5 separate regions of the Mus musculus genome follow, and regions 1, 2, 3 and 5 are each linked to region 4. Evidence: chromatin loops called from intact Hi-C (ENCODE). Cell type or tissue: left cerebral cortex. All regions are shown on one strand. Links, peaks and the distances in the headings refer to the core of each region. The heading gives the core; the rest is flanking DNA.

What was found. A loop is a pair of places that touch in the nucleus more often than their neighbours do. Peaks named below come from ENCODE experiments on the same cell type or tissue, not always from the same donor. Only the 100,000 strongest peaks of a DNase experiment are listed, where the experiment ranks them.
Region 1: it touches region 4 in a loop (4-fold over the local background); 20 of 42 quality-filtered maps call a loop at or near these places.
Region 2: a loop joins it to region 4, with 2.9 times the contacts of the local background. A loop is called at or near these places in 20 of 42 quality-filtered maps.
Region 3: a loop joins it to region 4, with 4 times the contacts of the local background. A loop is called at or near these places in 10 of 42 quality-filtered maps.
Region 5: it touches region 4 in a loop (2.3-fold over the local background); 4 of 42 quality-filtered maps call a loop at or near these places.

What each region holds. Positions count from the first base shown.
Region 1 is chr8:110,843,905-110,850,162 of GRCm38, reverse strand. Sf3b3 (splicing factor 3b, subunit 3) reads left to right here and starts at 3,360. Exons shown (of 26, transcript NM_133953.2): 1 at 3,360-3,488; 2 at 5,564-5,700. The coding sequence starts at 5,631. It overlaps Cog4 (component of oligomeric golgi complex 4), which reads right to left and starts at 3,139. Exons shown (of 19, transcript NM_133973.2): 1 at 2,954-3,139; 2 at 213-295. The coding sequence starts at 3,112. In left cerebral cortex, for the core only: CTCF peaks have their summits at 3,076 and 3,730; DNase peaks (open chromatin) are centred at 2,403, 3,177 and 3,344; H3K4me3 peaks cover 2,488 bases; H3K27ac peaks cover 1,733 bases.
Region 2 is chr8:110,805,771-110,812,123 of GRCm38, reverse strand. Sf3b3 (splicing factor 3b, subunit 3) reads left to right here. Exons shown (of 26, transcript NM_133953.2): 24 at 2-145; 25 at 629-733; 26 at 1,043-1,632. The coding sequence ends at 1,183. It overlaps Gm15895 (a long non-coding RNA gene), which reads right to left. Exons shown (of 2, transcript XR_003947455.1): 2 at 1,466-5,206. Il34 (interleukin 34) reads left to right here and starts at 6,200. Exons shown (of 7, transcript NM_001135100.2): 1 at 6,200-6,353. In left cerebral cortex, for the core only: no CTCF peak of the experiment used is centred there; DNase peaks (open chromatin) are centred at 2,055, 2,660 and 3,555; H3K27ac peaks cover 1,305 bases.
Region 3 is chr8:110,816,534-110,822,886 of GRCm38, reverse strand. It overlaps Sf3b3 (splicing factor 3b, subunit 3), which reads left to right. Exons shown (of 26, transcript NM_133953.2): 16 at 1,297-1,419; 17 at 2,026-2,180; 18 at 5,169-5,343. Among named protein-coding and RNA genes, the nearest start is that of Il34, 14 kb to the right of the region's middle. In left cerebral cortex, for the core only: a CTCF peak has its summit at 4,037 (motif pointing right); DNase peaks (open chromatin) are centred at 2,422 and 4,108.
Region 4 is chr8:110,747,171-110,753,523 of GRCm38, reverse strand. It overlaps Il34 (interleukin 34), which reads left to right. Exons shown (of 7, transcript NM_001135100.2): 3 at 3,966-4,099; 4 at 4,784-4,861; 5 at 5,120-5,281. Among named protein-coding and RNA genes, the nearest start is that of Gm15894, 5.3 kb to the left of the region's middle. In left cerebral cortex, for the core only: a CTCF peak has its summit at 3,517 (motif pointing left); a DNase peak (open chromatin) is centred at 3,506; H3K4me3 peaks cover 556 bases; H3K27ac peaks cover 199 bases.
Region 5 is chr8:110,994,959-111,001,311 of GRCm38, reverse strand. Ddx19a (DEAD box helicase 19a) reads left to right here and starts at 3,489. Exons shown (of 12, transcript NM_007916.2): 1 at 3,489-3,645. The coding sequence starts at 3,589. Gm51551 (a long non-coding RNA gene) reads right to left here. Exons shown (of 3, transcript XR_003947457.1): 2 at 5,764-6,353; 3 at 4,856-5,369. In left cerebral cortex, for the core only: a CTCF peak has its summit at 2,921 (motif pointing right); DNase peaks (open chromatin) are centred at 3,054 and 3,478; H3K4me3 peaks cover 1,665 bases; H3K27ac peaks cover 1,198 bases.

The sequences.
Region 1 (6,258 bases), core at 1-5,000, 97 kb before region 4:
ATGCCTATCAGGTAATAAAACACTGTTAGAAAAAAGAATCCTTTTTTTTCCTTTCTTGTGACAGTACCTTGCTCTATAACCAAGGCTGGCCTCGAACTTGCAGCAAGCTTCCCACCTTAGCTTCCCAAGAGACTGGACTATGGGGCTAGGAAAACTAACTTTATCCTGTGGTCCTACTGGAATGTACAACTTTTGCTGTGGTACATACTCACCCCATCCTGTGGAGAGTGACCATCTTACTTTCAATGGTGTTCTGCTGTTCCAAAAGAGCATCCAGTTCTTTCTCCACCGCTTTCTGAAACAGACAAACACCATCAGAAGGGATATAAGTAATTTCCTTTTTAAGTGACTAGGGGATTAAACTCAAGATCTTGTACATGCTAGGCAAGTGTTTAAATATTACACTCCATCTCTACCCCTAGGTAGAAAGAACTTTAAGAGTTATCTAAATTAAGCCAGGTGAAATAACATAAATCTTACATGCCAGCATTAGGAGGAGGCATCTGGACCTCTGTGTTTGAAGCCAGTCTTGCATACATATTTAGGACAACAAGTACTACATAGAGACCCTATCTCAAGACAACAAACAAACTTATAACAAATACATTTATATAACTCAACACAGCTAAAAGGTGAATTTCAATTCAAAAATTTTTCCCTCCCACTACAGTCCCTTTGGACTTCAATGCTGCTTTGGTTTTGTTGGACTAAATAATTGGCTGTGTACTTTTTCTCATGCTTGTTTTGATGCAAGGTCCCCTGTAACTCAGGATGGTTTCTCACTTGTTCTGAAACATGGGATGACCTTGAATTCTTCTTTCCTTTCTCTTCAAGTGCTAGGATTATGCATGTGCATAACGCCCCCCCCCCCCCCCCGTTTGTTTTTCAGTATATCTTATTCTATCTAGCAGATGACTAACACAATGGAAACAAATAAATATTCAACACTTGTGCAGTGTTCTAAACAATGACGCTATAAAATGTAGTGGCTCATCCAGATGTGTGATGTTCCCTTGTTATTCCACATTCAGGAGGCGGGCAGGAGGAACAGAAGTAAATGCCAGTTTTGACCATGTAGGCAATTTGAGATCCTGTCTCAGAATCAAAACAAGGACTGGAGGAGGACTCCTCCCTCCAAGTCTGATGACTAGAATTTGATCGTCTGCATTCACACAGCAATTTTGAAGTTGTCCCCCAACTTCTACACTTGTGCTATGACACACTTGCTTCCTCATACACATACACTTTTAAAAGGAACAAAATAAAATATAGTAGCTAAAGAAATGAAATTGCCAAAGAGACCATAAATTTCTTTTTTTTTAATCCCTTCTTTCTGCATACTTAGTGTTCAGAGGGGGTGATTATATTTCTACGCCAGTGAAGCTATTTATTTATTGTGCTACCTCAATTTATGCACCTTTGAGACAGGAGTTTTGTGTAGTTCATGAATTTTAGATCCTATTGCTTCAGCCTCTTGCATGCTGGGATTACAGGTATACAGCATATTTAGCTCAATTTCTGGTTTTTTTTTCCTATGAAGTAAGGAGAGCAATATGTACCTCATCGGATTTCAATATGTACCTTATAGGATTTCTGTGCAAATAAAACAGGATAATAAAGGCACATAACACAGTGTGCAGAAAACAGTTCCACAGTCTTAGCTAAATAGTTTAATAAAGGCAGTCTTAAGACGGATGCAGAGGAAAATTTGCAGTCATTAAAAACAAACACAAAGCCAACGCTACTACATTTTATAAGACCGCAAAAATTTCCCCAATGTATTAATTGCTTCAAAGAATATAGACTTAGGAATGTTAAGTCAAGAGCACTCAACTTTAAACCACTACTTGTGTGGGAACTGCTGGAGCAGATGCAAGGCAGTACTTGAAAACATTCAAAGGTAGTAACAACTCTCTTTTCCTCTATTCAGAGCGCTTTGAGAGCTGCATGACATTAATCCCAGCACTTGAGTGACAGCGGCAGGCAGATTACTGAGTTCACTGCAAGCCTGGTCTACATAGTGAGTTGCAGGCCAGGTAGGGCTAGATAGTTAGAGCCTATCTAAAAAGAAAAAAAAAAAAAGTTCCCTGGGAAAAACAGCTGCCAAGGTTTTTAGGTGAGAGGTTACATCTTCTGACTTGCAAGGAATCCATCCACGAACTGACAGCACCAGACTGCCATGGAAAAGAAACAAACGTATATAAAGAGATATAGCATGCTATTAATAGAAAGGAAGCCGAATCCTTTCCACACCTGTTACTTGATTGACCACACATCCGAGGTACAAGAGATGAAATCACTTGTCCGAGACCAGACAGCTGCGCCTTAGTCTTAAAACTTCAAAGTCCTAACAGGGAGATTTCAAACTTCTAGGGAGTTGTGAGCTCGCCTATAATGCCAGTAGCTTGAGAGGTTGCTCTAGGAAGGTAGCCAATTTGAAGACAATATGGGCAACACCGAGGCCGTCTCAAAATAAGAAAACATCCAAATGCCTACACTTAACTGAAATGCTAAAAATACACACATAATCATTTCTTCCAAGAGAAAAAGTCTTAGACCTTCAAGCTAAATAGAAAGGAACTTCTCCTTTAAATGAGTCGAGAAGAAACTTTCGTAACTTTTCACTTCCCAAGCCAAAGCAATTCTTATTCTGAAGTCAAGCCAATTCGGTATACACATATGTATGTGTGCATGTAATACATACATGTACGCGCACACACACACACCACTTCCAGTTTTACTCGTCAGGGAAATCAATACGGAGGCAGACCAAGGAAGTAGTCCAGGTAACAGGTCAAATAAGCTTGAGTAGAACTGACAGGTGTACCCAAATGCCCAACTACATTAAAGCCTCTTGGGAAGCTGCTTTCTCGTTTTCCCTGGTAAAGCGATCGACACCCGTGATGCCCTCTGCCACCGGATCCTCCAGGAAAAAGGAGGTTCAGCTCCCCACCTCCTCGCCACAGAGTCGTTCGTACACAGCTTCCAGCTCCTGCAGCTCTGTCAGAGAGCGAATGAGCTCGGTGGAGATTTCGGAGCAGTGTCCTCCTCCCACCCCCTCCGGTGGCGGAGGAGCTCCTGACAATTTCAGCGGAGACTCCACCTCCGCCATCTTGGCTCCCGGTGGGCGCTTCCGGGCTTGCGAGGTCCCCTCTGCGTTGGCGCGGTGACCTTTGGGGCTGCCCACAGATATGCCCGATCAAAACCATTGGAAGTCTATTTTTAAAACTAACCTTCTATTTTACAGAAAACTTACCGTAACGTATAAATTTTAGATAACTCATTAGTCTTCAGGTGCAAGATGAAAACATCCCAAATTTACATCTATTTATCAGGCGGGGGCTAGATACCTTTTTCCCGTCGCGCGGCACCCGAAGGCCCGTCTTGAAGGCTAATGGCGGACGCCGGCGGATCGGCAGTGGCGGTGGCTTAGGCCTTGAAGCGATTCAGCATCCGTCGGGTACCGAAGCCATCCTTCTTGCAGCAGGGTAAAGAAGTGGCCTCCCAGCTTCTCTGTCGCGGAGGAAGTGGAGAGCGCTCATAGGAGAGAGCTGCCCGGCACCTCGGCCGGAGCCGCAGGGGCAGTTTTAGGCCCGAGAGGTTCGGTAGGCGTGAGGTTAGGGAAATGCTTGCCGTGGGCAAATGGCCTCGTGGACTCTTCGCCCACTTGTGTCTTCAGAGTGGGAACGAGTCCTTTAAGGCTTGCGAGTTTAACGTGGTGGCACACTCGTGTATTTCCACCACGCGGGGGAGGTTGAGGAAGTGGGAGTCCCACCGAGGCTGCATAGGAAGACTCGAGATTGAAAGACTATTCAATCAGCAAGGGGTAAAAATTCTGTTTGTTCAAAATGTGCAACTATCAGAAACCGCCCGGGAGCCGGGGATCTGGTTTGAACTTGTGCATTTGGTAGTTAGGCAAAATGTTGTTTCTCCTCTGAACCTCTGTTTACTGTAAAAGAAAGAAAAAAAAAACCCGAAGGCTAATAGTACCCATTTGAAGACTGTGCAAGATAAAAAGGAGGTGATGGTGGAACCGGAGATTATAGGCAGAGGCGGGGGAGGAAGCTTTCCACGGTTTGGCTGTTACGGTTACCTGATACCGGATATTCCTCCAGGAAGCACCTCTTCAGTAAGCCAGGAGATCCGTTTGTTTTGGTGTTGAGTGAGTAGGTGCTCATTTTAATCCTCCAAACCTAATGGTAGAGAGCACTTGCCCAAGGCCATAGGTTTCCTTCTCGTAGCCTCAAACACGAAATTCTGCATACAGAGCCTTACGAGGCAAGGTACCATCTTCCCCCCTGTTAAAGCAAATGTCCAAAGTCATAACATCACGTTCGCTGCTTATGGTGCAGCCGGAACTCATCCGTGACAGCCTTGTAAATTGTGAGGTCCTCTACCCTCAAGCTGCCAGTGCCAGTTCAACCTTTAGGGATAAGCCTTAGAGATATTAGTTTATTAGGTATTTTAGGACTAAATCTTAGAGGTATAACTTCATTTGCTTATATGTAGCGTTAACAGTTTCGCTAACTGAATTATAGTGTAGGCATTGAGTAAGATTCTCGGTATCTGTAGCAGAAAGCTGTCTTGTTGGTTTCTCAAAAAAATTCATCCTTTGGTTAAAGACAGCACATAAAATATGCAATAAATATATGTTCTTGAACATGCACATATATAAGCATATGGAAAGATGTAAGTTTGGTAAGATTTATAACCCAGAGAGAGAATGGGGTCTCTGGGAAATGAATCTGAGGTTTTTAGAGCCTTGAATAATGTGGATGTGTAGACCCTTGAACTACAGCTAACTGTAGGTTCTCATTTGTCTGGCAAAAAAAAAAAAAAAAAAATCACAAAAGGCACGTTTGTTAATTGAGCAAGTTGTAGGTTCTGGCATTTAACCACTTGCTCTATGTTGTCCAACTGATAGGATTTTTGAGCTTAGGGTTCCCTTGACCATAAGAAGTTTGGTTTTGTTTGAGACCGGGCCTCTCTTTGTATCATAGGCTGGAACTGAGTGTGTGACTCAGGCTGGCACTGAACAGAGTGATTCTCTTTCCTCTGCCTCTCGAGTGCTAGGATTACAGAAGAGAGCCATGATTCCTGTCTTTTTTTTTTTTTTTTTTTTTTTTTTTTTTTAATACCTAAAATGGGTGTTGCTAGGTGTAGTGGCACACACCTTTAATCCCAGTGCCTGGAGGCAGAGGCAGGAGGATCTCTGAGTTCCAGGATAGCTATTTCTGAATTGTCCATTCTGGAATTCACTGCAGCTTATACTTATCTTACACTTGCAGATATCCTCCTGCCTCGGCCTATTGAGTGTTCATGCCAATGTGCAGGCTTTCATAGAATTCATGTGAAATGAAAAGCAAAAGATGTAGTATCCTAGAACGGTGCCCACCATATAAGTGGTGGTGTATTTTTCCCCTCTTGAGACTGCAGCCCGGGCCTCTGCGAGCTTAGGAGGCACGTCGAGAAAGCACTCTTAGCTCTGCCTGTTCTGATTTCAACAAGAAGTTCCCAGACAGGGCTTCTTTTAAAAACAACAATTCTGTTTTTGTGTCCGTAGTCTGCTTTGCCTTGAAACCGTTGCTGTAACCAAGAGTTGACTGAGGGTCACAGCTTTGCTTGTCACCATGTTTCTGTACAACCTGACCTTACAGCGGGCCACTGGCATCAGCTTTGCCATCCATGGCAACTTCTCTGGTAAGTGCTACAGGTAGTGTTTTTGTGGATGGAAGTGAGTTACTATATATTTTGCTTGTCTTTTGTCAAAATGTTTCCCATTTACAAGAAAACAAATGTTGGTGTGTGTGGGGTTTGTGTTAAATTCTCGTGTATTATCTGTCACTCAGTTTCAGGGGCGTATCTTCCCAAATTGTGTGAGACGTGAGCTTTGTAAGTCACGGTAGTCACACTTTAGTCTAAAATGGCCTCTCCTGGTAGTCCTCTTCCAGCTTCCCAGAGCTGGTTCTTAATTTGACATCAAATTTGATATAAAGAATATGGGTGTCATAGTTGATGCCTGTAACCTAACACTCTGGAGGTGAGGTACTACTACTGTGAGCACGAGTTCTGGCCAGTCGGAGCTTGAGGCTAGCCTGAGATGCATTGTTTTGTTTTGCTTTGTGTTTCAAGACAGATTTTTTTTCTGTGTATCCCTGACTGTACTGGTAATGACTGTATAGATCAGGGCGGCCTCAAACTCACAGAAATCCTCTCACTTCTGCTTGAAGTGCTGGAATTAAAGGTGTATACCACCAC
Region 2 (6,353 bases), core at 690-5,689, 58 kb before region 4:
GGCAGAGGTCATCATGAACTACCACGTTGGAGAGACCGTGCTGTCGCTACAGAAGACCACACTGATCCCTGGAGGCTCAGAGTCCCTTGTCTATACCACTTTATCTGGAGGAATTGGCATCCTTGTCCCTTTCACGTCTCACGAGGTCGAGTCACCACATTGCCCTTACCTCATCTTTCCTCACATTGTTTCTTGGTGTTGAATCTGCTTCAGATGGCAAGCCTTTGCTTACAGTTAGGAGGTTCTAGAACTTGTTTAAAGTAACAGTTAAGGTGCCTAGAAAACAGAATCCTGCGTTCTTTTAGGAAGGTCTTTTATACTATGGTATAGATACAGGGTTGTATTATGACCCCAAAGCATCAGAGTAGCAGTCCACAAACTCAGAATGATGGTCTAGATAGCTGTCTGGTGGGACAATTGCCCAGCAAGAATGGGTGGCTTGGAGTTGGGCACGATGCCACGTACCCATAATCCCAATACTAAGTGGGCTGTGTCAAGGGGATTTCAAGTTTAAGGCCAGACTGGGCTGTGTAATGGAGACCCCAGCTCTTAAAAACTAGATGCCTTATCTGTACTCTGTTCTGGAAATCACTTCTTTCTTAGAGATAGAATGTCTTTCTTCCATTAGGACCATGACTTCTTCCAGCATGTTGAAATGCACCTGCGGTCTGAGCATCCCCCTCTTTGTGGACGGGACCACCTGAGCTTTCGTTCTTACTATTTCCCTGTTAAGGTAAGTTGGAAAAAGGAATCCTGTGCCCATTCACAGGCCTTCTCTGTTGGCCTTTGTTTCTGAGATTCAGATAGTTCTCAAGGGACCTGGTGATTCATCTGTGACATTTACATAACCTGTCTTTAAAGATGAAAACAGGGTTGGGTTTTATTCAGTGAATCAATCTCTCTCTCTCTCTCTCTCTCTCTCCCTCTCTCTCTCTCTCTCTCTCCCCCCTCACACACACCAGCCCTTAGTGGGGTGTCACCTTAGACCCCTTTTTCTTTGGACATCTTAACTTTGTTCTCTTCCCTCTCTTCCATGTCTTAGAATGTGATTGATGGAGACCTTTGTGAGCAGTTCAACTCCATGGAACCCAACAAGCAGAAGAACGTCTCTGAGGAGCTGGACCGAACCCCACCTGAAGTGTCCAAGAAGCTTGAGGACATTAGGACCCGCTATGCCTTCTGAACCCGTCTTTATCTGGGGCCTTGCCAGAGAGCCCCTCTTTTGTTCCCATTGCCAGTGTCTGGCTTTTGCCACACAGCAGAAGTGATGTGGTATTTAAGACTGCATTGTTAAAGCCAGTAGCTCTGCACCCTCAACTCTCCCCTTTGAATGACTGGTTCCCTACAGTTGACACTGAAGTCTGCTCCTTGAACATAGTGTGTGGCCCTGAGCTTCGGTGTGGAACACAGTTTTCCTTATTCCCAAAGCCACCCCTGCATTGTGTAATTTCTGGCTCTTGTCTACTTTTGTACACATTCTTAATTTTCATTGTTTTCCTGTAAATACAGTTTTGTACAATGTTGCTTTGAGAGATGAAGGGAGGCAAGCAAAGGTGCAGCCAGGCTGATTGCAGTGTGGCTCAGTTCTGCCCTCGGAACCCTCCTGAATATATAAAACTAGTTTTTAAGGTGTCCTGCGTGTGTAGTTTTTGTTGTTTTGTTTTATAGTCTTTTCCTGGGAGTGATAATTCTGGAGAAAGGCTTGAGGCCTAATTAGAACAATAACTGGATCTTTTACTTCTTTGCTCTTGTGTGGACATCATGGCTCTAGTGTTTTCTTAGTGTGTCTTGGTTCTTTGCTGTGGAGATAGAACATGAGTTCACTGACCATGTAAATGTAACCCCACTATTCATGGATATTAAAGAGGGTGTTTTCCCTTTCCCTCAGATTTTTGCCACTGTGAAATCTTAGAATGTTATATTTGGTACAATTCCCAGTTAAGGAGTCTGATTTCACAGTGCTTGCCTAAGTGGCTCCTGAGAATTTAGGCCTGGTGACTAGGAGTGACTGAGGACATTCTCACCTCTCCTGGAGAGAGTCATGTGGGCCCTGCCTAGAAGAAACACAGGAACGACCCAGAGGGGAGTGGCTACAGCACATGTCTGGGAGATTGCAGACTGGCCTTGCGGGGGTCAGCTTATAAGGAAGAACTTGTCATTCTGCCCAGAAGTGGCCTCATTTCACAAAAGACATCATTGGAAGTTCCTCCTGGCTAGCTTTATGGGAAGCCCTAAGCTTTAAGATAGCCCTTTAGCACATTGAACCTGGAGATTGCCCCAGGTTGCCACTGGTCTCAGTAATTAATAAATTTGAATTCCCCTGCTCTTCTGCCTAAATGAACTAAACTTTCTGCATCTCTCAACCCGGTAAGACCCAGACTGGGAATAGTTACACATAACATTGTTTCTTGAGATGGGGGTCTCTAATGCAGGCTGTCCCAGACCCTCAGAAAGTGACTCGAGCTGCTTTGCCACTGCCTTTTAAGAGCTGGAGAACTGAAGGCATGGACCAGAACCGCACTTTGGAGTCCAGATACCATCCTCTGAATCTCTAATCATGGCCTGGGTCGGGCATTAGGAACCTCCCTCAGTGTTGCTGGGAATTGAGCCTCAGCTGTTGTGAGCATAGGTCTTTGAATTGCATTGGGGATACCAAGTTCATTTTTCACCTAACTGCATCCCTGACTCGATGGCATCAGACTGGGACTCTGGCTTCAGTGCCAGCATTCCGTGGCTCTTTACTAAGGTCTGACGGAGGTACTCCTAATGCAGTAGCAGCTGTGTAAGGAGAAACAGAAAAGACCCAGAATCAAGGTTTGTCCACTGAGCCTGCACTGCCTATTGGTTGGTTAATTACCAGGGAAAGGAAGGACAGTTCTTCAAGGACAAGGTGAAGGATTGAGTATGGAAGAGGAGCTACTGCCCAAGGACCTATAAATGATGTTAGCAGGAGTCACCACTCCTGACACTTGGCCCAACCCTTGGGTACAAACACAGGCAGACCTTTCTTTGCATTCCAGGTCAGCTAGGGATCTATGCAGTGAGACCCTGTTTAAAATACACAAACTCACAAAACGTTTCTAACAAATAGGTGAGGCCGAATGACTTGTTTAAGGGGACACCGTGGCTCTTGGAGTGCATTGAGCAAGCAGGTAAATAGGGAACTGCCTTAGCCTTGTCAGAGAGGCTACTGGGGACTGAGAAAAGGAGGGTCAAGTCAGGACCCTGAGTCATTGGTTTACTCCTCCCTCTGTAAATCCCCTGCTACTTGGATCTAAGAAACTGCCGAGCGGCCTTCGCTTTCCCCTGACCTCACGGGGCAGAGGGTTTGCAGATGTTGCTTCCTTTGGAAGATCTCTTGCCAAGAATAGCATTCCTGTGGGGAGGGGGTTCTAGTTGGCCTGCTCCTGGAATGTTGCTGTTTTGGGTTTGTATAAAATGTATTGCTAGCAGGACATCTGCTGGAGCTGGGGGTGGAACTCCTGGTTCCCTGGCTCACAGGGAGAGAGAGAGGGCTGATAGCCAGGATGTTGGCTGCTCCCAGCCTTTCTTGAGAGCCGGAAATGCTGAGGTATCTTTTTCTTTCATCCACCCGGGCTTTCCGGATCTGTTAATTCCTTGCTTCTGTTTTCTATTCAAAGTAGAAATGCCGTGTTTGCATGAGTCACCCAGTCCCTCATCTACATATGAAATACTGTATATGTGTGTATATTTTAAGTTTATGCATGCTTAAGATTAATATCTTGAAAGCTTGTTCAAAAAATGCTGTGGGAGAGCAGATTGTTCAGTGTGGGGCACATGGTAGCAATTCAGTGAGCACTTAGACCTGTGGCTGTTGGTTTTTGTATTTGGGGTCCTGAGTTCTAGTGAACTGAAGACAGCACAAGCCAGCAGAGCTGTTTCTTGGGAAACTTGAAAAGCCAGCATTGGAAATGCTATCCCTAGGTTGGAGGGGAGGGTGTGGATAACCTGACATTCCCCCACTCGGGACCGTGAGCATAGTCTTGAAGCCTTGAACCTAGAAGAACTTAGGGCCATGTCTGATTTCCTCAGGTCAGAAAGCTTGGGAACTTGTGGGGTGGGGGGACCCAGGAAATCCCAAGTCTAAAAGCAGAGGCAGGGTTGACAGTCAATGTGTCACATTGGGAAATGAGAAGAAACATAGAAACGTGTCACCATGGCTCTTGACCCAGCTCAAACATAGAACTTGTCTAGGTATCAGAATAGACACCTGGTAACCCACCCAAGATCCTTTTGAGTATTTCTGAGTCTGGTGTAATCAGACCTAAACCTCACTAGCTGTGACTAGTGTTTGTTCAAAGCAAAACAGCAAGCATTAGTTGAGTTTGGAAGTTACAGCTTTAGAAAACAGACAGATGAACATCTGCCTTGAGGTGGCTGAAGGGCTGTCTTCACCATACCCTGCCGGAATCCAGAGGTGGCCAGCCTCTGTTTCTGGCCCTTTCCTGGCTCTCACATTTGCAACCCACAGAGCCACCCAGCAGGCACAGCCCCTTCTGAGAGACTAATTGTTGAGATTTCCCTTGTTGGGTTTTGTTTTTACATTTTACTTAGTGGGCATATATAGACATGTACATAGTCTCTTCCATGTGGGACTTTCAGATCAAACAGGTTTTCAGGCTTGGCAGCAAGTTCGTTTACTGGCTGCATCATCTCGCCAGCCCAAGAGTTGGTCTTTGATAAGGTTTAGGAAGAGTTTCATAGACTCCTTTTGAAAGGCCGGAGTAACGTGTGTGAATGGGACAAGTGCTAATATTTACTACGGGCTTCAGGGACTGGTGCTGTCCGAGAGACACACTGGGGACTCTGGCCTTTAGGTAGGCCAGGCTGTAACTAGAGAAGGCAGCTTTGCTCGTGAAGCTTGGAGAAACATCTGCAAGAGGCCATGTGGCAAAGAAATCTGTGGAAAAGCAGTTGACAGTGGAGTCTGATGACTTACTTGAGTGTGGCTGTGGTAACAGGAGGGTTGGCTGTCCTGAGCTCTGCAAGACCTGATGCCATCTTCATCCTGAATCAGCAGCCTATAAATTGAGCACTTGGAGGAAAGAAAGGACAGCACACCAGGTCCAGAGGCTCTGAAGAGTGGCATCTTGTGGCTGTGTCCCCATCTCTACCTCTTCTGTCTGACAGGATAGCCTTGACAGAGCTTTTGTGGAGGGCCTTTGTGGTGTGGTCCCAGTAGCCACTGCAAGGGGGGATGGAGAGTTAGCTGGGTGCATACCAGTGTGGGCACATTGTCTTCCTGCAAGTTCAGGGAATCCAGTTCTCTCAATCTAATTAAGAACGCCTTTCTTGAACAACACCATTCATTAGCATTTAGAATAGGGCAAGCCCTTGTGTCCAGATCAGCATTCCCAGACTAAGCTGTGTGGAGTCCCTTGAGTGGCCCTTTACTGAGAGAGGCTGTGTTTAAGTTGAGGAAAGCTAGTCTTCCTCCCTTGTTGATAACGATGCCTTCAAAACACCACCACTACCATTGCTATGTCTAGGTGGAAGAGCTGAAGGATCTTTCAGGGGATGGAAGTCACCACCTGTAACTACTCCAAAGACAGTCATAAAATTAGGGAAGAGTGGTGGCACAAGCCTATAATCATAGCACTATAAAGTCAATCTCTAGACTAATTTGAAGCTAGCCTGGGCTATACTGGGATACTAAAAGGTTGGCAAAGAAAGAGATGTTGTCCCAGCTGCACAGGGCCTTGTCACTATTACCAGGAAAGCAAAAGTGGCTATGTCTGCAGGTGTGGCTCAGAGTCTTCAGAGGTTCCCATGAGGGTTGTCTCAGGCTTTGGTGTTAGACCTCAGTAAGCAGCTGTGTGTGTTCTTGGGTAAACTACCTCCCTGCGCTCAGGTCTTGTCTGTAGACAGGTTAACAAGCCAAACAAACAAACCAAAAAAACAACAAAAAAAACCTCTCCTAGGTCCCATCAGCTGTACTCAATTTTGTAATGAAAGAGGTATTCCAGGTATTAAAGAGAGGACCTGGAATTTTCCCCTAAAAACCAGTTCAATCTACATAGAAACTAAAGATACCCCAGATTCTAGAGACACCCCATATTCACCCTCAGGGCTGTCCCCTTGCCTTGACTGACTGTGCTTGATGCTCCCTCCTACTCCACACTCCAAGACAGGCTGGGGCCATGTGGCCCCGCCCCACCCTGCCCTTGTTAGCTCCGGTTCTAGAAACAAATCTGAGCTGCTGTAGCGTGTGTCCCCCGCCCTCCGAGAAGACTGTAGGCTGAACACACAACAGCCTGTCCCACACAGCATTTACTGCCACAGCCCCCAAGGCACCTGCTCCAGGCCTTGAGCTGCTCAAAGCTTCCGGCGAC
Region 3 (6,353 bases), core at 408-5,407, 69 kb before region 4:
GTTAGATGGCAGACTTGTGCTTTTTCAGTTTTAGTTTCATACTTTAAAATGCTTGAGCATGAGACACACAAATGAGTCTTCATTTTCCCATTTAAAGGAGTATTTTACAGCAAATCTAGGGCAGTACCTCTTCCCTCCTATACTTAGTAATGTTATCTCTATAGTGTTTTGCTTTAAGAAACTAGTAATGTCATACCCACCAAGATTAGTAACACTTTCTGAATATCTGATACTTTGCATGTTTTAATTTCCTCGTGAAAAATCACAGTTAGTGCAGACTATAGACGTTGACGGCAGTTACTCACTCGTAACTGTTGTAGTGGAAGTGGCCCTACTCTGTTGCATCCCACTGGAGGTGCGTGATGTTGAAATGTTTGTAATCAAGTCTGTAAATTGAGGTTTATTCCTTTGCTCTAAACATACTTTATACAGGAAAAGGATAATGGCTCTCTCCCAACCCCTTCTTCAGTCACTAATTTTACAGTAGGAGTTAGGATTACAGCAGTCATTCTAGTTGAGTCTGATGAAGTAGGGATTTTGTTGGTTGGAGGTAGATTTTTATTTTTTAACTATATAAATTTGTGGGTATTTTCTTCTTCAAATTACTGTCATCTCTTAGATTTTTGTTTGCTTCATTTTTGATTGTGGTTTCCCTTGAAATTCGTTTGTTTATTTGACCCAGCTATCTTGCCTGCCTTCTTGCACAATTAGGTAACTGTTGCATTGGGAATGTTCTTGCTTCAGCCTTGAATCAGTCATCCCTTGGAACCGTGTTCCTTTAGGGAAAATGAGGCTTAGAGGTACCATAGTCAGTACATCCCAGCCTTTAATTGTTTGTTTTCTTTGTTTTGTTTTTTGCGGAGGTCTGCTTTTAAATTATAAAAAGTACTTAACTTAAATGATTTGGGGGGGATGGGGAGGTGAGATGGGGTTTCTTGACCCCTGGCTGTCCTGGAACTAGCTCTCCAAACAGACCGGCCTCAAACTCAGAGATTTTCCTGCCTCTGTTTCTTGAGTGTTGGCTTAAAAGACATGCACAATCCCCACCTGGCTTAAATGAAATATTTCTTAATGTACAGGAAATGTATGTATAATGAGAAGTGGGTTTTGCCAGTAGATGCTTAGTAACTAGGAGAGAATGAGTGAATTCCTGATTGTTGGGCGCTGTGACCTGTTTTATGTTGTTTTCGCCACCAAGTCATATCTTTGTCTTCTACTAAAGTAGCCAAAGGAAAATCTAACATAAAAGTTCCCATCATAAAAAGGAGGCTTTACCTGTTCCATCTTTTCCACTAGAACGGTGTACTGCTGAGGACTGTCCTAGACCCTGTTACTGGGGACCTGTCTGACACCCGCACTAGGTATCTGGGGTCCCGTCCTGTGAAACTCTTCCGGGTCCGGATGCAAGGCCAGGAGGCTGTAAGTAGTCAAAAGACATTTGGATGTTGGTACCACTGTGAACTTCTGACTAATTCACTTTGTAGGTTGATGTTCGTTTCACTTACATAGGAAATTCTGGGTTCTTTGGAGTTTTCTAAGAGATGGTCCATGAGATGGCACTGGGCATTATGAGGTTATAGGAAGCTTGAATATTGATCTTTGAGTCTATTTAGGCCTAGCTATCTGAGATGGAAAAGGATTATAGTGATCTCATGAGTCTACCTAATAGGAATGAGAGCCTATTCTTCGCAGTTCAGAGTTAACACTGCCACTGCCGTGCTAGTTCTTAAACGTTACCTTATTCACATCTACAGCTGTCCAACCTTGGAATAGAGTCTCTAATTTATACCCAAGGGAAAGTCGGTCCAGAGGAATGTGATTGATAAAGCTTGCTTTTTCTTTTTCTTTTTACTTATTTTTTTCCTTTCTTTATACAATAAGCCGTGTACTGCCTGTTTGGGCTCCCTTTGTTTAAAGTGGCTTTGTAGACTTCTAAAATTTGAGGCCAAAGTTGGGTTGTATGTTTGTTTGGTCAGTCTACCATGTATGAGCTTGTCCAGTCTGATTGGAACTCTTCCTCCCCAGGTTCTGGCTATGTCCAGTCGCTCATGGCTGAGCTACTCTTACCAGTCTCGCTTCCATCTCACCCCTCTGTCTTATGAGACCCTGGAATTTGCATCGGGCTTTGCCTCTGAACAGTGTCCCGAGGGCATTGTTGCCATCTCCACCAACACTTTGAGGTGAGAAAATACTGCCAGGCAGTGGTGGTGCACGCCTTTAATCCCAGTACTCCAGAGGCAGAGGCAGAGGCAGGAGGATTTCTGAGTTCCAGGACAGCCAGGGCTACACAGAGAAACCCTGTCTCAAAAAAACAAAAAGGAAAAGAGAAAATCCTCAGGCTTGAAGCCCAGCAGGAAGCTTTTGTGCCAAGTCCTCAGCCTGTGGTTCTACCAGAGTTGGAGGAGTTTGTAGAGATGGCTGAGAACAACCTTTCACCAGGAAAGAGTGTTGCAGCTGAAATTTAGTTTGGCTCAGGCGTTTAGAAACTGTGAGCCAAGTTTGAATTTGGCATTTAGCTTCTGTTTAGACTTTAGGAGCTAAGTTGTAAAACTAGTCTTGCACTTTAAGATTTCTGTTTCCTGGTGAAATGGTCATATCCCAAGACTAGTTTTAGAACAAGCGTTAAATCTGGATTTACCTATAGAATTATATCTTTTTTTAGCCATGGTTTCACCATGTAGCCCAGGACATGTTACATAGACCAGCTTGGCCTCAAACTCATAGAGATCCACCTGCTTATGTTTATTGAGTACTAGGATGAAAACCTCGTTCTTTATTTTTCATGACAGAATCTTACTAGGTAGCCAATGCTGGCTGGCTTCAAGATCAAATTTCAGGTGCTCACTTGGGCTCAAGTTGCATGCATGCACATACACACAAATACAGAAGGCCACTGAACATTCTAGTACTTATTGTTAGTCAATCACTTTTTGTCTATTAGTAATATATAAATATTTGTCTTAATTTTTTTGTGTGAAGGCAGGTTTTGTTTTTTCTTTGAAATACAGTTTTTGGAAAAAGTGAATTAGAAATATGATGAAGTGTTGTGGAGTATTTGCCAGAGTCTGCTGCTCTGATTTGGGTTTAAGCCAATAGAAAGTCTGATGTTTGCGATCTCGTGTATCTTCAAGCTGAGTTGGAACTCATCCTTAGGATGAGTTTTAAAGCACGAAAGCCATGTCCCAGCTGACATATTTCAGTTAACAAGGACAGTTAGCCAGAAGTGGAACTACAGAAACCAAAAGGCAAGGTTAGTACATTTAGAGACTTTCCCAGAATGATAGACTTTGGTGGATTAGGCCTTTTAGTTTTGGCAGATGGTGCTGTGTGTGTACGCTAAGTTTTATAGCCCGAGTGGTATTTTTCCAATCCTATTTGGAAGAACTGTTTGTTATAAATGGGGATTTCTTAAACCTCAAGTCTCCATTCATAAGAGTTACCATGGACAGAAGTAGACAAGAGAGAAAGTAGGAAAAATCTGTGTCCAATCCAGTAGAGTCAAATACAGCTTCTGGGCTGAAGTCTTATTCTTCTGGGACCAGGAACAAAGTGGTTGATCTCAGGGTTCCTCTGGAACTTAAGGGAGCAGGGTCCTATTAGGGTTGATAGGTGGGAAGGGAAGTTATCTCAGGTAGAGGAGTAAAGGGTTTGAGATGGGATAGGAGAATCATTCCATAGGAGGGAGTGGAGGTGACAAGGTTAGGGGGTGGTAAGGAGGAGATCAGGGAGATGCAAGGGTTTGGATGAAGACTGGGCCAGGGGGATATCAAAACTTGTCATCCATGTGTGAGCTCATAAAAGTAAGATGGAAAGGAGGTTGGTTGAAGAGAATACACACAACTCATGGTGACAATGGAAATATGTCGCAGTTAGTGGCCACTGTAGCTTATTGAAGTTGTAGTTACTGAACTGTAGATACTAAAATATAAAGGTGGAATTGGGCATTTCCAACATGTTCAAATGTGCCTTCATCAATTGTATCCCAGGGCTGGAGAGATGGCTAAGCCGTTAAGAACACTGGCTGCTTGCTCTTCTAAAGGACCTAAGTTCAGTTTCCAGCAACCACAAGGTGGCTCACAGCCAATCTGTTATGGGATCTGATTCCATCTTCTGGTGTGTCTGAAGAGAACAAGAGTGCACTACTCAGTTACATAAAATAAATAAATAAGTTGGGCTGTGGTGGCGCATGCCTTGATCCCAGCACTTGGGAAGCAGAGGCAGGTGGATTTCTGAGTTCGAGGTCAACCTGGTCTACAAAGTGAGTTCCAGGACAGCCAGGGATACACAGAGAAACCCTGTCTCGGGGGGAAAAAAAGTAAATAAGTCTTTTTTTAAAAATGCACTCCTAGAATAGAGTCGTGTGAGAATTCTGAGTGCTTGTGGAAAAAACTCTAAGGGTCTGACCTCAGTTTCTTCTTGGAGTTTATTGTGTTCCTTCCAGGTGTAGCAGATAGGAGTGAGCTGAGCAGTCATTGTTAACTCATGTGCTTCTTTGAAACAACATGGTTTTTGCTGTTTGTGTTGTCCTTGGAATTGAATACCTTACTCGTGTGACTCTTCTTAACCTTCAGGGTATAAATTGTCTGATGTTCTGAATAAAGTTGGCTGTCACATGAGAGTTTGTCCTCGTTTTTAGACCCCATTCTCCCAGGTTCACAAAGCCAACTGGAGAGATAAACAGTCGACTATTTTTTGGGGCAGGATCTCTCACTGAAAGTAGTTTGCAAACTAGCAAAACTGACTGCTATCAAACCCCAGAGAACCTCCTGTCTCTTTTTCCTTAGCATAGGGATTACGGGGTACTGCTGTGCCCTGCCTTTTAAGTGGGTTTTAGGGTTCATAATTCAGGTCATCATGGTTCCATACAAATACTTTACCAACTGAACCTTCTCCGTGTCCCCTGAACGTCATGTTATTACATTAACTATGCAATAGTAAGGGTTTGACAATGTCAGTGCAAGGTTCTAGTTCAGTGTGTTTCAGTGGTGAAAACACAATTGCAGGGTATGTGTTGCTGAAGGGGAAATCTGCGTGTATCTCCTTGTCGTGTACGGTGGTCGTTTAATCGTACACAGTTGTTATCGTGTTGCCTTAGGGCATAAGCAGCTTCATTTCATCAGCTGAGCTGAGTGAGCCAACACCTTTAACTCTCTTGCCTATTACCATAGGATTTTGGCTTTAGAGAAGCTTGGTGCTGTCTTCAATCAAGTAGCCTTCCCATTGCAGTACACACCCAGGAAGTTTGTCATCCACCCTGAGAGTAACAACCTTATCATCATTGAGACGGATCACAATGCCTACACTGAGGCCACAAAAGCTCAGAGAAAGCAGCAGATGGCTGAGGTAATTACTCTGACCTCCAGAGGGGCAATTTCAAAACGCCTGCCTGTGAAGTTGTTTAGAAAAGTTTAAATTTAGAAACCACCTCTAATTCTCTTCTCCATGTCACATACACACTGCTTTGGAGATAGGGTCTCAGACCATAACCCTGGCTTGCCAGGAACTCTTAATGATCCTGCTATTCCCAGCTTTCCAAGGGCTGGAATTCTATGTGCACTGTCACATATAGCTGTAGTCTTTGCTTTTTGTTTTTTGAGACATTTTGCTATCCACCATGTAGACAACACTGGCCTTGAATTTACAAGGATTTGCCTGTAGCCCCTGAGGTGCTGGGGATAAAGCTGTACACTACTACACTTGGCTATCTTTTTACTTTTTAAAAAACCAGGGCTTGTGGTGTGTAGCACAGTGGTAGGCTTCGTGTCTAGCATGTGCAGAGCTCTAGGTTAGATTCCTAGGACTGAAAAACAAGGGTAAAGTGGGTTTGACCCTAAAACTATAAACCAGCCCCCCCTTTCTAGGACCTTTAAACAAAGTTTTTTGTCCTGTTTCTATTTCTCCCTTTTACAAGCTTTTTTTGTGACCTGGGACAAATATGCTGACCTTGGTTACTCGGAATTCAGTTCCCTGTGTAGAACTGTTTTCTGGTCCTTGAGCCTCCACAGTAGGGTGTGTTACATGACGCCTGGATTCAAGCCCTGACACACAGCTTTCAGATTTCCCCTCAGCACCAGCTCATCCAAAAATTATTTGCCAGCAAAAACCAACTAGCACCAAGCATGCAGAAACCATAGGAAGCCTGGAGATACTATGTGAATCAACCAGGTTTTCATTTCTGAGTTTTTAGACATGAAAATATTTGTCACGGTTAATGTTCTGTTTGGCTTTTTTTTTTTCTCAGATATAACTACTAGTATTTCTTTTTCCTTTTAATGATCTCTTTATTTTGCGTTTCTCCCTTGAATCTTTTTCCCCCCTTTTAAATTGTGTATCTAAGTGTTTTAGTGCAGACC
Region 4 (6,353 bases), core at 418-5,417:
TGGAGGGGCCTGGTTGAAGGAGGAGTGTTTCAGATGGCATCTCTCAGGATTTGGCCAGGGCCTTACAGGGGACCTGGGGGACCTGGAGGTTATCAGGCTACCTTAACATCACCACAAGTTTGTGACTTGGCCCTGTCAATGTATTTCCTCCTAGTTCTTGGGACTAGAGGTCTGAAATTGGGGTGTTACTGGCCACCAAGGCTCTAGGGGAGGGTCTTTTTGCCTCCTCCAGCTTCTGGTGGCTCCTGGTATTCCTTGGCATGTGCCAGTATTAGCAGTTTGCACACTGTCTCCATCTGCAAGGCCTTTCCCTCTTCGATATCTTTCTCCTGGAACACCAGCCACTGGACCTAGCCAGGCTCTCCCTAAGCCCAGGACAACCTCACATTAAGAGCCTTTGCTTTAATTACACCTTTAATGAGCCTAATTCTAAATAAAGTCATTCTTAGATTCCAGGTGAATAAGAATTTGGGAGGGGGAATGTTATTCAACCCATTTTACAGATTCACATTGGTCAGTGGGGATGGAGGTGACATGCTTCATTTATCCCAGTAGAAATGGCTACCTTGTTGGGGGGCACATGTTCCCCTCTCCCCCCGACCAGTGTCTGGGCCAGGGGAAGCCTTATACCTCACCTTGAGCTTCCAGATCTTGGTTCTTGTCTCTGGCGGGGAGGAGACAGGAAAACCTGACCAGGTCAGTGGGACACTGGCTGTGTGGCTTCTGGGGTGCAAAGCGTTGTGGGTGACAGCTACACTGTCCCTGCCTGGTCCCCAGTTTCTCCTGGTCGAAGAGGCAGGAAAACAACACTTGCAATTGGAAATGGCAGCCTGGCTGCAAAGTGTGTTTCATCCGGGGGAGGCAGGTCACCTGCGGACAGGCTTTCAGGGACGGGCTGCATGCCGGCCATGCTGGGCTCAGGTGCTCTGGTAATTCTAAGACCCTGTCCCAGTTTGCCTTCTATTGCTGTGATAAAAGAGCAGGCTCCAAATCGACATGGTGAGGAGGGGTTTATTTCGGCTTACAGTTGTAGCTCACCCTGGAGGGAAGCCGGGGTGGGGAGGTGGGGAGGTGGGGGTGAGGGGTGGGGGTTGAAATAGAGACCACAGAGAGAAGCCGCTCACTGACTTGCTTTCTATGGCTGGATGCTTTCTTCTAGCAGTCAGAACCATCATCTAGGCGTGGCCCTTCTCCCTGCTGGCTGAGCCCACCCACGCCAATCATTAACCAAGAAAATGCTACAGAGTTGCCCACAGGCAATCTGATGGGGGCATTTTTCTCAACATATGCTTCCCTTCCTGGATAGCTCTAGCTGGTGTCAACGAGACAAAACAAAAACAAAAATAAAATAAAAACACAAAAACCAAAAAACAAAACAAAACAAAAAAAAAAAAACAAAAAAACCCCAGCTAGGATAGACCTGACTCCTATCTTAAGGACACATTGGGTAAAGCCAACATGGTCCATGGGGTGGGACTTGATGGATTGACAGGCTATAGTGATTGATTGGCTGCTGATAGGGAAGAAGACTCATTATGGATAGGATAGAACACCCCACCCCGAAAGATAAAGGCCTTGTTGTTGTTGTTGTTGTTGTTGTTGTTGTTGTTGTATGTACAATCCCTGTGGACCAGAGGTAGCCATTATGATTATCAGTCTGCAAGTGTCACTTGGGTCCAGGGTTCTCAGTGGCTGTCACTTTCAACCAGGAGTGCAATGCAGAGGTGCCTTCTCCACCTGTCGGATCAGAAATGTGGGGTGGAGTTGGTCCACCTGTACCTTAGCCAACTCCCTAGGGGATTCAGGTGCGTGCTTGCTTGCTTGCATTTCCATTCCCAGAAACCACCTCTCCCTTCAGGTGTAAGGCTCTGTCCCTGAGGGCATGCTGTAGTTACAGCTTAAGTTCTCCATGTTCCCAAGATGCTATGACCTGGCTAGGTGATGAGTGACCCAGGCAAGCAGTGCTGGTGGGGACGTCCAGGGTTGGAGCCGAAGTCTCAGACGGTTCCAGGAGTGGGTGGGCTAGGTGTGGATTTGCAAGGCAAGGCAGGGACCAAAAGCAAGCCTATGTTAATGGGCCCAGCACTGTGATTATTTATTTATTTAAATTTACTTTACATTTTATTTTGTTCGGGAGGGTGTGTGTGTGTGTCACAGCACCTGCATGGAGGTCAGAGGGCAGCTTGCAGGAGTTAGTTCGCTCCTTCTCCCATGTGGTTCCTGGGGATTGAACTCAGGTCATCAGGCTTGGTAGCAAGCCCCTTTACCCACTGAGCCATCTTGTAGGCCTAATACTGGTTGTGTTTATTTGTTCCTTCAGCCCAGTGCTGTGTTAGGTGATCCTTGCAAGAAAGTGGTTGTCAAGAGTTCTACAGTTGAAGAGGGCAGTAACTGTGGTTTGTGTGGAGTTCAGATTCTGAGTAGATCCAAGTATCAGGGGAAACAGAGAGCGCTCCTAGGACTTGGTCCAGCACGTGGGAACGAGCAGGGCGATCCTGGAGACGGGGAACGGAAGCTAAGAGGGAGCATGGCCCCCAGACAGTGGAGATACAAAGCCCCCAAATCTTCAAGGTGTCGGGAAGTGAGAGGAGAGAGATCCAGTTAGTGATGTCTGCTTGTAACTGATGAGGGAGGTAATGTCAGCCAGCCTGGCTGTCTTGCTCAAAAGGAAAAAGGAAAAAAGAAAAAAAGAAAAGGCAAAGTTTAATTATTGTTTCTGACAACAACAACAACAATAGATATTAAACTAGGCGTGGCTCGAACTTTTAATCCCAGCACCCAGGAAGAAAAGGCTGAGTCCCAGCTAGTCTAGTCTACATAGACAGTTCCAGGTCAGTACCAGGTCAGCCAGGGCAACATCCTTATGTCCTAGCATATAGGGTCGGGAGTGGTAATCTCCCACGGATATCTGGTTCGGTTATTTGCATCTCTTTTTTTCAAAGCACGGGAGGTTAATTAATAAACTTGAAGTCATCCTTTAAGCTGCTGATATCGCTGGCTCAGGCTTCCTTAGGAAGGCCGTTGAACATATCTTAAACATTCCCCCCGTAACGTACATCACCACGTGTGGTTCCCCCCCCCATTGATAAATTTATCTTAACAAAGGACCTATGATGCTGCTTAAGTCGTTGTCAATAAACGTTTCCTGTTTTCTTTCTAGTTTATGAGTTTAGTGGGTCGAAGGTTTTAGAGTTTAAAAGCCATTTCATTATTAAGCGGGCCAAGTGCATTTCCAGGCTGAGAATTCTTTTGGCAGCATCAGGATTATTAAAATGAAATTATCTCATAAAAACCTTCTTCGTTTCCTTGTCCCTGGTCGGCTTTGCATGTAGATCCATTTCTCTGATTTCAGACTGCAGCTAATTGCAGATTGGTCCTTTGGGTATCTCTTGCTCTTTTGTGTTTCTTTCATCCACTCCCTATTCATATTTATTGTAAATTCTCAAAATATTTTTTTCCAGTCAAGGGGACAGCTCCCAAGAGCTGTTTTTGAGGTCACAGTGACACCTAGTGGTAATTCCTGGTACTGTTTCAAAAGACTTCGCATTATTGTCTGTTCTGCTGGTGTAGGGGGTCTGTTTAGCATCCCAGAGCCATCAGACTGGCAGAAGCTTGCTTGTAAGACCTGTTGCTACATCTAATGGAGAAAAATCGAGCTTTGAAAACTCATCACTCCAGACAAAGGGCTGAGGGGTGCCTTGGAACCTGGACGATGTACTTACCCAAAATCAGGAGCTAGGGGAGACGGGAGACCATACCCTGGGGACTCTGACCATGGTGTGTGTGTGGGGGTGTACTTGCTACTCCAGGTGACAAGTCCTCCTTAGGGCTCTGCATGCACCTGCCTTTCCCCTCAGTACTTGTCAGGCTTGATGATGGATGGTGGTTGATTCAGCTACGCACACCAGGTAGTGCGCAGACACAGTGCCCAGCGCTCATCCGCTCTTGTTGGGTGTGTCCCACAGGTCTTGGGATCCTACTTGACGTGGCTTTGGGAAACGAGAATTTGGAGATATGGACTCTGACCCAAGATAAGGAGTGTGACCTTACAGGCTACCTTCGGGGCAAGCTGCAGTACAAGAACCGGCTTCAGTACATGGTAACCTGGAGAGCGTCTGCCTCCCCGTGCTAGGGTTGCAAGCACAGGCCCAGCTCTATAGGACTATCTCTGAGACTATCTCCATTGAGAAGTAACTCATACCATACAACCCACTAACTGAGAGCGAACCCCATGGGGCTGGTGGGACGGCTCTGAGTAAAAGGCACACCTGGTACCCAGGACTGATGGCCTGAGTCCAATTCCCAGAACCCACATCAAGGCGGAAGGAGAGAACCAACTCCTGAAAGTTAATCTTTGACCTCCACATCAGTGCTGAGAGTCATGTCCACACTATTAATAATAACAATAAATAATAAGGTGTCAGATTCTAGACTCACTGATGTGTAGTATGTTCACAGGCTGTGCGAAGGTTACCTTTGTAAGTGTCAGATGAACCATATTTTTCACTTCCAAAGTACCATGTCTCCTGAAAATCCTGGGTTCCTCCCCTGGGCCTGAAACTTCAGCCCTTACAGGACTTGTGTATCTGATCTCACACCCCCCACCCCCACCTCCTTTGTCCGAGGGGAAAAGAGAGCTGTCTTTTAGCCCAGTTGTCCAGATCTGACCTCTCAGTAGAGGACCTGTCTGTTGTCAACGCTGCTAGGCTGCGTTCCTCTCTTGGGGGTCCCGTCTAAACAGTTTCTGCCTCATAGCTTATGGTTTGTTCTTGTTCCTCTTCAGAAACATTACTTCCCCATCAACTACAGGATTGCTGTGCCTTATGAGGGGGTACTCAGAGTGGCCAACATCACAAGGCTGGTGAGGACCCTTCCCGGGGTGGGGAGCCGCTGCCTGCCACAAGTCACTTAGAAGCTTGTGGGTCTTGGCAGGTTGTCCCATTGGCCTTTCCCTAGCCACTCAAGCAAAGCCTGCCACTAACCTAGGCCCAAGGTTGTCTGCTGGCAGCCGTGGGTGACTGTGATGGGTCCCAGGCAGTGGCAAATGCATGGGGGTAGGGGAGTGGTCAGTGCCCAGAGGCCTACGCTTGTGCGTCACTGATGTCTCCTGTCCCTGCAGCAGAAGGCTCACGTGAGTGAGCGAGAGCTTCGGTACCTGTGGGTCTTGGTGAGTCTCAATGCCACTGAGTCTGTGATGGATGTACTTCTCGAGGGCCACCCGTCCTGGAAGTATCTACAGGAGGTTCAGACATTGCTGGAGAACGTACAGCGGAGCCTCATGGTGAGCTGTGCGCATGCGCGTGTGGGTTTGGCCGATGCTGGCAAAGGGCTAAGAAGGGAGAGTTCTGCCATGCGCTGAGCATGTGAGACACACGAGGGATGGGGACAGAGAGGATTTGGGACCTTGTTTCAAGCTTACCTGAGCGCCCCTCTTAAAAAAATTTTTTTTATTATTGTTGTTTTTAATTTTATAACCCATTGAGTCCAATTACTTCTGCCCACTGTTCACTACCCACGCTGGCTAGACCTTGTACAGGTGTTGTGAGGTAACCAGTGTACTCATGGGTGCACCGGGCATGCCATCTTCATAAGACAGCATTATTTATTTGCTTGTTTGAGAGAGTTTCATTCTGAAACCCCGCCTGGCCTGAAACTTGCTGTGTAGAACAGGCTTTGCCTCTTGTGTCCTGAGTCTTAGACAAGCCAGGGAATCCTCTAATTTCATATTTGTATCTGAAAAAATGAGGCTCCTCTAGAAAGGGGAGAAGGAAGAAGGCAGAAGATAGTGAAATTTTTTTGTTCTTTAAAGACACAGAAATATTGTAAGAATGTGTCTGCATTTTAATCCCAGGTGTGGGATATGGGGCTGCTTCAGATTGTCCACAGCAGCTGACTCTGATTTGCCTCGTGCTCTAGCAGAGGCATGGTTTTGTCAGCTGCAGATAGTTTCTGCGAGTGTGTGATGTTTGGATGGATGGATAGATAGATAGAAGGGGTTGTTTTGGACAGCTGGTGGTTAGATGTCGTTTGTTACACAGTTTGTTGAGATGAGAAGAAGAAATTAGATATTCTGATGGTGGGTGAAGATCAAACATGCCCCAAGAACTTGACACCCCTAATCAGCAGGAAGTAGTCTAATGATAACATCGCCCCCTTTCCCCTCTATGCTTTTTTCTCTACTATTTAGTGTTAGGGGGTGGAGAAGGGTGGAAGAAAAAAAGAACCCACAAAGTAGCCAAAGGTTCAGTTACAAGGTGGACTGACAGGAACTTTCAGAGTATTGAAACTGTTCTGTGTAACTCGGTGACAGTGGACACTCTGCTTTTATCAAAAGCCCGTGGAGCGTGGAGGGC
Region 5 (6,353 bases), core at 729-5,728, 250 kb before region 4:
CTTGCCATCCTGTTGCTTACTGCATGTAGGGGCATCTGCAGTGTAAAGAAGCAGAAAATTCACTTACTGATTTGCTCCCTCCCTGACTCGAGCACCAGCTATTGTGCCCCAGCGTGGATAGACTGCAGGGTAATCCAGCGGTGGAGAGACACCATGGATAGGGTATCCAATGGTGAATCTGGGACTCTGTGATGAAAACAAAATGCCTCACAGATGAGGAAAAGGTGACAGTTCCGTCCACCCAGCAGGTGATGCAGCCCAGGAGCAGATAAGTGTCCAGAAAAGGACATTGTCCTCCAGTAATTGGTTGGCTCATTAGGCTTTGGCTAGTCAGATGCCAACAATGTTCTAAGATGCATACTTACTGAGTTGGTTGGTGTAAAGAAAGCCAGCCACTTCCTCTCCCAGGTTTTGGGTTTGTGCTGTAGAACTGAGTTGCCCTAAAATCAGAGGTCAGATTTGCAAGTTGGTTAGGCCTTTTTTTTTTTTAAGAATTATTTTATGTATATGAATACAGGGTAGCTGTCTTCAGACACATCAGAAGAGGGCATCCCATCCCATTACAGATGGTTTTGAGCCACCATGTGGTTGCTGGGAATTGAACTCAAACCACTGGAAGAGCAGTCAGTGCTCCTAACCACTGAGCCATCTCTCCAGCCCTGTTTAGGTTTATTGATGTTAGAATTAACTTCTGGACCATGAGTTTTGTGAACTGGGAAATAGAGATGACATAAGTGTTGCAGAGAACTAAATGATTCAAACAAATTGTGTATAATGGGGTTTTTGTTTGTTACTTGTTTTGCTTTGTAGACAGGGTTTCTCTGTGTAGCCCTGGCTGTCCTGAAATTCACCCTGTAGACCAGGCTGGCCTCAAACTCAGAGATTTGCTTACCTGTCTCTCGAGTGCTGGGATTAAAGGCATATTTTGACCATGCTCAGTTCAGAATGAGGGGTTTCTAAAAATGTTAACTTAGCACCACTTGTAGACCTCCTGGCTAAAATGGAGTGTAGATGTTAAGTCATGTGGTCATGTACAGAGGAGTCAGAACTTGTCTAAGTGCAGGCTCTTTGGTGGGAACTATCAGAAAGTGCCTTCTCTTTGGCCTCTGGTGTGGAAAAAGGAGTCATTGTGGGTGTACTCCCTTTGAGGTGTGCAGGCTAGCTGTGAGCTGGAAATGAATGTTCTGGCAGAAGGTAAGGTATAACCCAGAGTTGTTTCCAACAATAGCTGAGTAGATTCATTGTTTCATTTGGGCTTTCAGCCAACACCGCCAGAAATCAACCTCATAGTGGATGCAGGTGGTATGAAAGAATTTTTTTAATTCATTAAATGCAGGAGTCGTGGTACATGCCTGTAATCCCAGCACTCGGGAGGCAGAAGTAGCAGAATTTCTGAAAGTTCAAAACTATCCTGTTCTACATTGAGAGTTCCAGGCCAGAAGGAAGGAAGGAGGAAGGAAGAAAAGGTTAGGAAAGGAAGCAAGCCAGATGGGTGTGAGAAGGCTCGGCTGATTCCATGACAAGCTTCAGATTGGCAGTTAAGGAGACGAGGTCTAAATCTCTGTCTCCAAGAACTGGGCAATTCCAGGCAAGTCCAGGCCTCACAAGCTGCCCTGCCACCTGGCCTGAGGCAAGGACAATGGGTCAGCAGCAGTTTCCAGACTTCCTCAGCCCCCCACACCCTGGTAATAGAATAGAGATGAACCCAACAGATTAACATAGAGGTCACCTTAACCCAGGATTCCCTAATATGCTTTAAATCAGGCCTGCAAGCTCACTTGGGTCTCTTTTCTCTCTCTCTCTCTCTCTCTCTCTCTCTCTCTCTCTCTCTCTCTCTCTCTCTCTCTCTCGGTCATGGGGAGACCCAAGCATGCTGAACTTGTACAGAATAAAGAACACTTTGCATTTACAATCTATTTGAGTTGGTGTGTGTGTGTGTGTCATTCTTCAGCAAATTATGGACCCTTAGAGTGGTGATGGTGCCTAACTTTAATCCCAGCACTCGGGAGGCAGAGGTAGGCAGATCTCTGAGTTCAAGGCCAGCCTGGTCTACAGAATGAGTTCAAGAACAATCGAGAGCTACACAGAGAAACCCTGTCTTCACAAACCAAACCAAACCAAACCAAACCAAACCTAAATATCTTGCAAACCTAAGACAAGTCAAAACTTGAACTTCTTAATTGTTGTCAGACACTATGTCTTCTCTAAGAAGTATGTCCCAGCAGATACATGAAGAAATAGCCATGTTCTTGGTACTAGAATAGGTATGCTTGGTAGTGCAATTTCAAGAGGACAATGGGCAGTTAGACTCAAAATATATGCATTTTGAGACTAGGTCTCCTGTAGCAGAGACTGGCCTTGCACTCTCAATCTTCCTCCTACACCTCCCAAGTACTGGAGTTAAAAGTGTTCACTACCATTCCATTAAAATTTTGCACTATTTTAAGAGCATCCTTTTTGTGAAGTGCCTAAGTCATTCAAACAGCTTTACACAACTATCATGACTTAAAATGTATCCCAACAGAGGGAAAGTACTTCTCTTATCCCAGTATTTGGGAGGCAGAAAAAAAAAAAAAAAAGCCACGGGATACATGAAATTCTTGACTCAAAAAAAAAAACAAAAAAAAAAAAACAAAACTAAATACATATCCACACACATAGGATGTAACTCTGTTTTGTTTGTTTTTAATTGTTTTTTGAGACAGGGTTTCCTCTGTGTAGCCCTAGTTGTTCTGGAATTTGCTCTAGTGGCCTCTGCCTCCCAAATTCTGAGATTAAAGGCCTGTGCCACCTATGCTCAGATCATTTCATTCTTAGTTGTATGTATATGCATGTGTGTCTGCGACTGCAAAGGCCACTAGAGAGCGTTCTATTTTTTTAAAAAATATTTATTATTTATATGTAACTACACTGTAGCTGTCTTCAGACACACCAGTAGAGGGTGTCAGATGTCATTACGGTTGGTTGTAAGCCACCTTGTGGTTGCTGGGATTTGAACTCAGGACCTTCGGAAGAACAGTCAGTGCTCTTAACCGCTGAGCCATCTCGAGAGAGAGCGTTCGATCCCTTGTAATCTAGGTGTTGGAGATTATTAAGGAGGAAACCGAGTTCAAGGTAGCCTTGTTTTAAAACAAGATACCTAGTTTCAAAACCAAAAAATGGGTAAGTATTTTGGTTATGAAATGAAGCGATTGGGCGAGTACTAAGTAACTCTGCAGAGCTCTAGGACGTTAACTCAATTAGATCGCACCTAGCGAGATGGAATTTTTTTTTTTTTTCCTCCTCTTTTTAGCATTTCGAGACAGGGTTTCTCTGTGTGGCCCTGGCCGTCCTGGAACTCTCTCAGTAGATCAGGCTGGCCTCAAATTAAGAAATAAGCGACTCAGGACCTTAAAGTGCTAAGCTCCGCATGCTTATCTTCCTGGGGGCGGAGCGTGGGTGGAAGACGGACGCGCGGGGCAGGAACTGACGTCAACTCCGCGCGGGTCTTTTTCCGCTCCGTGTGAGTGGCACTTGGCGCGGGCTTGCGTTCGGCGCTGGTGTTGGCGGGGCGCGGAGCATCTCTGCAGGTCGGCTCGCGTCGGGACCATGGCCACCGACTCATGGGCGCTGGCGGTGGACGAGCAGGAAGCCGCTGTCAAGTCGGTCAGTGGCCTGGTGGGGATTAGGGGACTGAGGCGGACATGGTTTCCAGCACGGGGACCTCAGAGCCGGGCCAGCCCGCGCTCGCTGGAGTTTGCTGTGGGCGATCACTTAGCGCGGCGGATTTGCTCCGACAGCGAAGAAAACCCGCAGCGAGCTTCTTATCCGAGTTTGGACTGAAAAGTTGCTCCCATGGTGACATTGTCTTTATTAAGTGTGTGAGGCCCCAAACTGGCCCTTCTCTTGACCTCTTACAAGAAATGGCAACATAAAATTCTCTCTTTTTTTCGTTGTTGAGGGGTAGTTTTTGAGTGAGTTTATGCTGCCTTTCCCCTAACAGCCCCACATTCATGCTTAACCGCCAAGCGGCAGTTTGTAGCTCGCCAGAATAACGGGTTTTGTTTGTGTTAATGCTTCACTTAGCAACAAATGCAAACTGTCTAGTTGCTATTTTAAGTGTCGTATAGTTTTTGTTAGATTGTTTTTGTGTTTTTGGAGGGGTGCGTTGGTGGGTTCGAGACGGTGTAGCCCAGGTTGGCCTCTGACTTGCTAATTAGCTGAGACTGGCCTTGAGAGCTCTTGCATCCCTATCCCTCCGCCTCCTCTTAAGTGTATGAGTTACAGCTTTGCTGCCTGTGTTTTTGACACAGCCCAACTGGCTTCACTATTTACCTCGGGGTCGCCTCAAATACTTTCTTTTAATATCTTATGTTTTCTATGTGTGTGTATGGGTGTTTTGCCTGTTCGTATCTATGCACCACACTTGAGCCTACATATGTTAGAAGAGGGTTTTAGATCCCCTTGGAACTGGGATTTACAAACTGTTGTGAGCCACCATGTGGCGCTAAGAACCAAACCCTGGCCCTTCCGCAACAGCAGCGAGCTCTCTTAACTCTTAAACCAATTCAGCTGAAGAATGAGCAGTTGATTTTCTTTTTTTTTTTTTTTTTTTTTTTTTTTCCATTTTTTATTAGGTATTTAGCTCATTTACATTTCCAATGCTATACCAAAAGTCCCCCTTACCCACCCACCCCCACTCCCCTACCCACCCACTCCCCCCCTTTGGCCCTGGCGTTCCCCTGTACCGGGGCACACAAAGTCTGCGTGTCCAATGGGCCTCTCTTTCCAGTGATGGCCGACTAGGCCATCTTTTGATACATATGCAGCTAGAGTCAAGAGCTCAGGGGTACTGGTTAGTTCATAATGTTGTTCCACCTATAGGGTTGAAGATCCCTTTAGCTCCTTGGGTACTTTCTCTAGCTCCTCCATTGGGAGCCCTGTGATCCAGCAGTTGATTTTCTTAAGAAGCTCTCCTTATTCTTTGTTTTTAAAAGTTATTTGGATTTGCTTTGTGTATATCCTCGTATTTTGAACATGGATGTGCCGCATTCATGTGTGGAGGTCAGGAGGTAGCTTGTGAGGGTAGGTTCTCTTCCTCCAGTTTGTCAGGCCATCTTATGAACCCCATCTGAAGTTTCAAATCTAGTGATTATTCCTAAGACATAGTGACTGAATTTTTTTTCTTCAATTTAATTCTGTGTGTAGCCCTGGGTATCTTGGAATTTGCTCTGTAGACTCAGAGACGCACCTGCCTCTGCCTCCTGAGTGCTGGGACTACAGGTGTGTGCCACCATGCCTGGTGTAATTACATGTTTTGAGAAGAGGATCTCACTTTGATGTCCAGACTGGCTTCAAACCCCTGGAATCCAGTAATCTTCCTGTCTTACCTGGAATTGCAGGAAAGGACCACCATACTCACATGTTTGGCTTTTAAAAATGTACTATCAAAAACTGGGGAGTTAGTTTTGTAAATCACCCTTGCCTAGCCTGAATAAGGTCCTGGGTTGGAAACCCTAGCACTACAGGGGTTTAAAAAAATGTATGCCCCTAATCTCATTATGAGAGGACTGTCACCACAACTACTTAAACATCCTTGATTTGTTCAAACCATTCTGCTTATCAGGAAGCTGACGTAACCTCCTTGAGATAAGCCTCGCCACCACCCCACCCCCCCAGCATGCACATACCCCCCAGCATGCACATACCCCCCAGCATGCACATACCCCCCCAGCATGCACATACCCCCCAGCATGCACATACCCCCCCAGCATGCACACATACCATTCACCACACAGAGTTGTGAACATTTCCTGTTCAGAGAGGCAGGATTAATCATCAGGGTCTGTGTGTGGCCAGTGAATCCAGAACAAAGGATGCCAGGCTGTTTATTGACTGGCCGTTCCTAGCTATGGGTTACTCTTCACTCTCGAGAGAGCTGTGTGTTAACACATTTGTAACCAATCATGGTTTAATGGACTTGCTTCGTTTTTTTTTTGGTTTTTTTGTTTTGTTTTGTTTTCTTTCATCAGGCCTTCTGGAGGCTACTTTAATGTGGTTGAATTAGGAAACTCCAGATGGTCTTAAATGTTCAGACCATTCCAATGTATATTTCTGCTGATCCATGTGCATAAATGAGGACTAACCAACCAATGAAAAGTTCTGCTGTGTGATGCATCCCCAGGTCTGCTTGCTTTCTCATGACCTCTCTGCCATTAAAGGAGAAAGTGTGTTCACCTGCTTTTTCTCTAGAAAACCTGGTTCCTAAACTCTTTTTTTTTTTTTTTTAAAGATTTATTTATTTATTATATGCAAGTACACTGTAGCTGTCTTCAGACACACCAGAAGAGGGAGTCAGATCTCATTAGGGATGG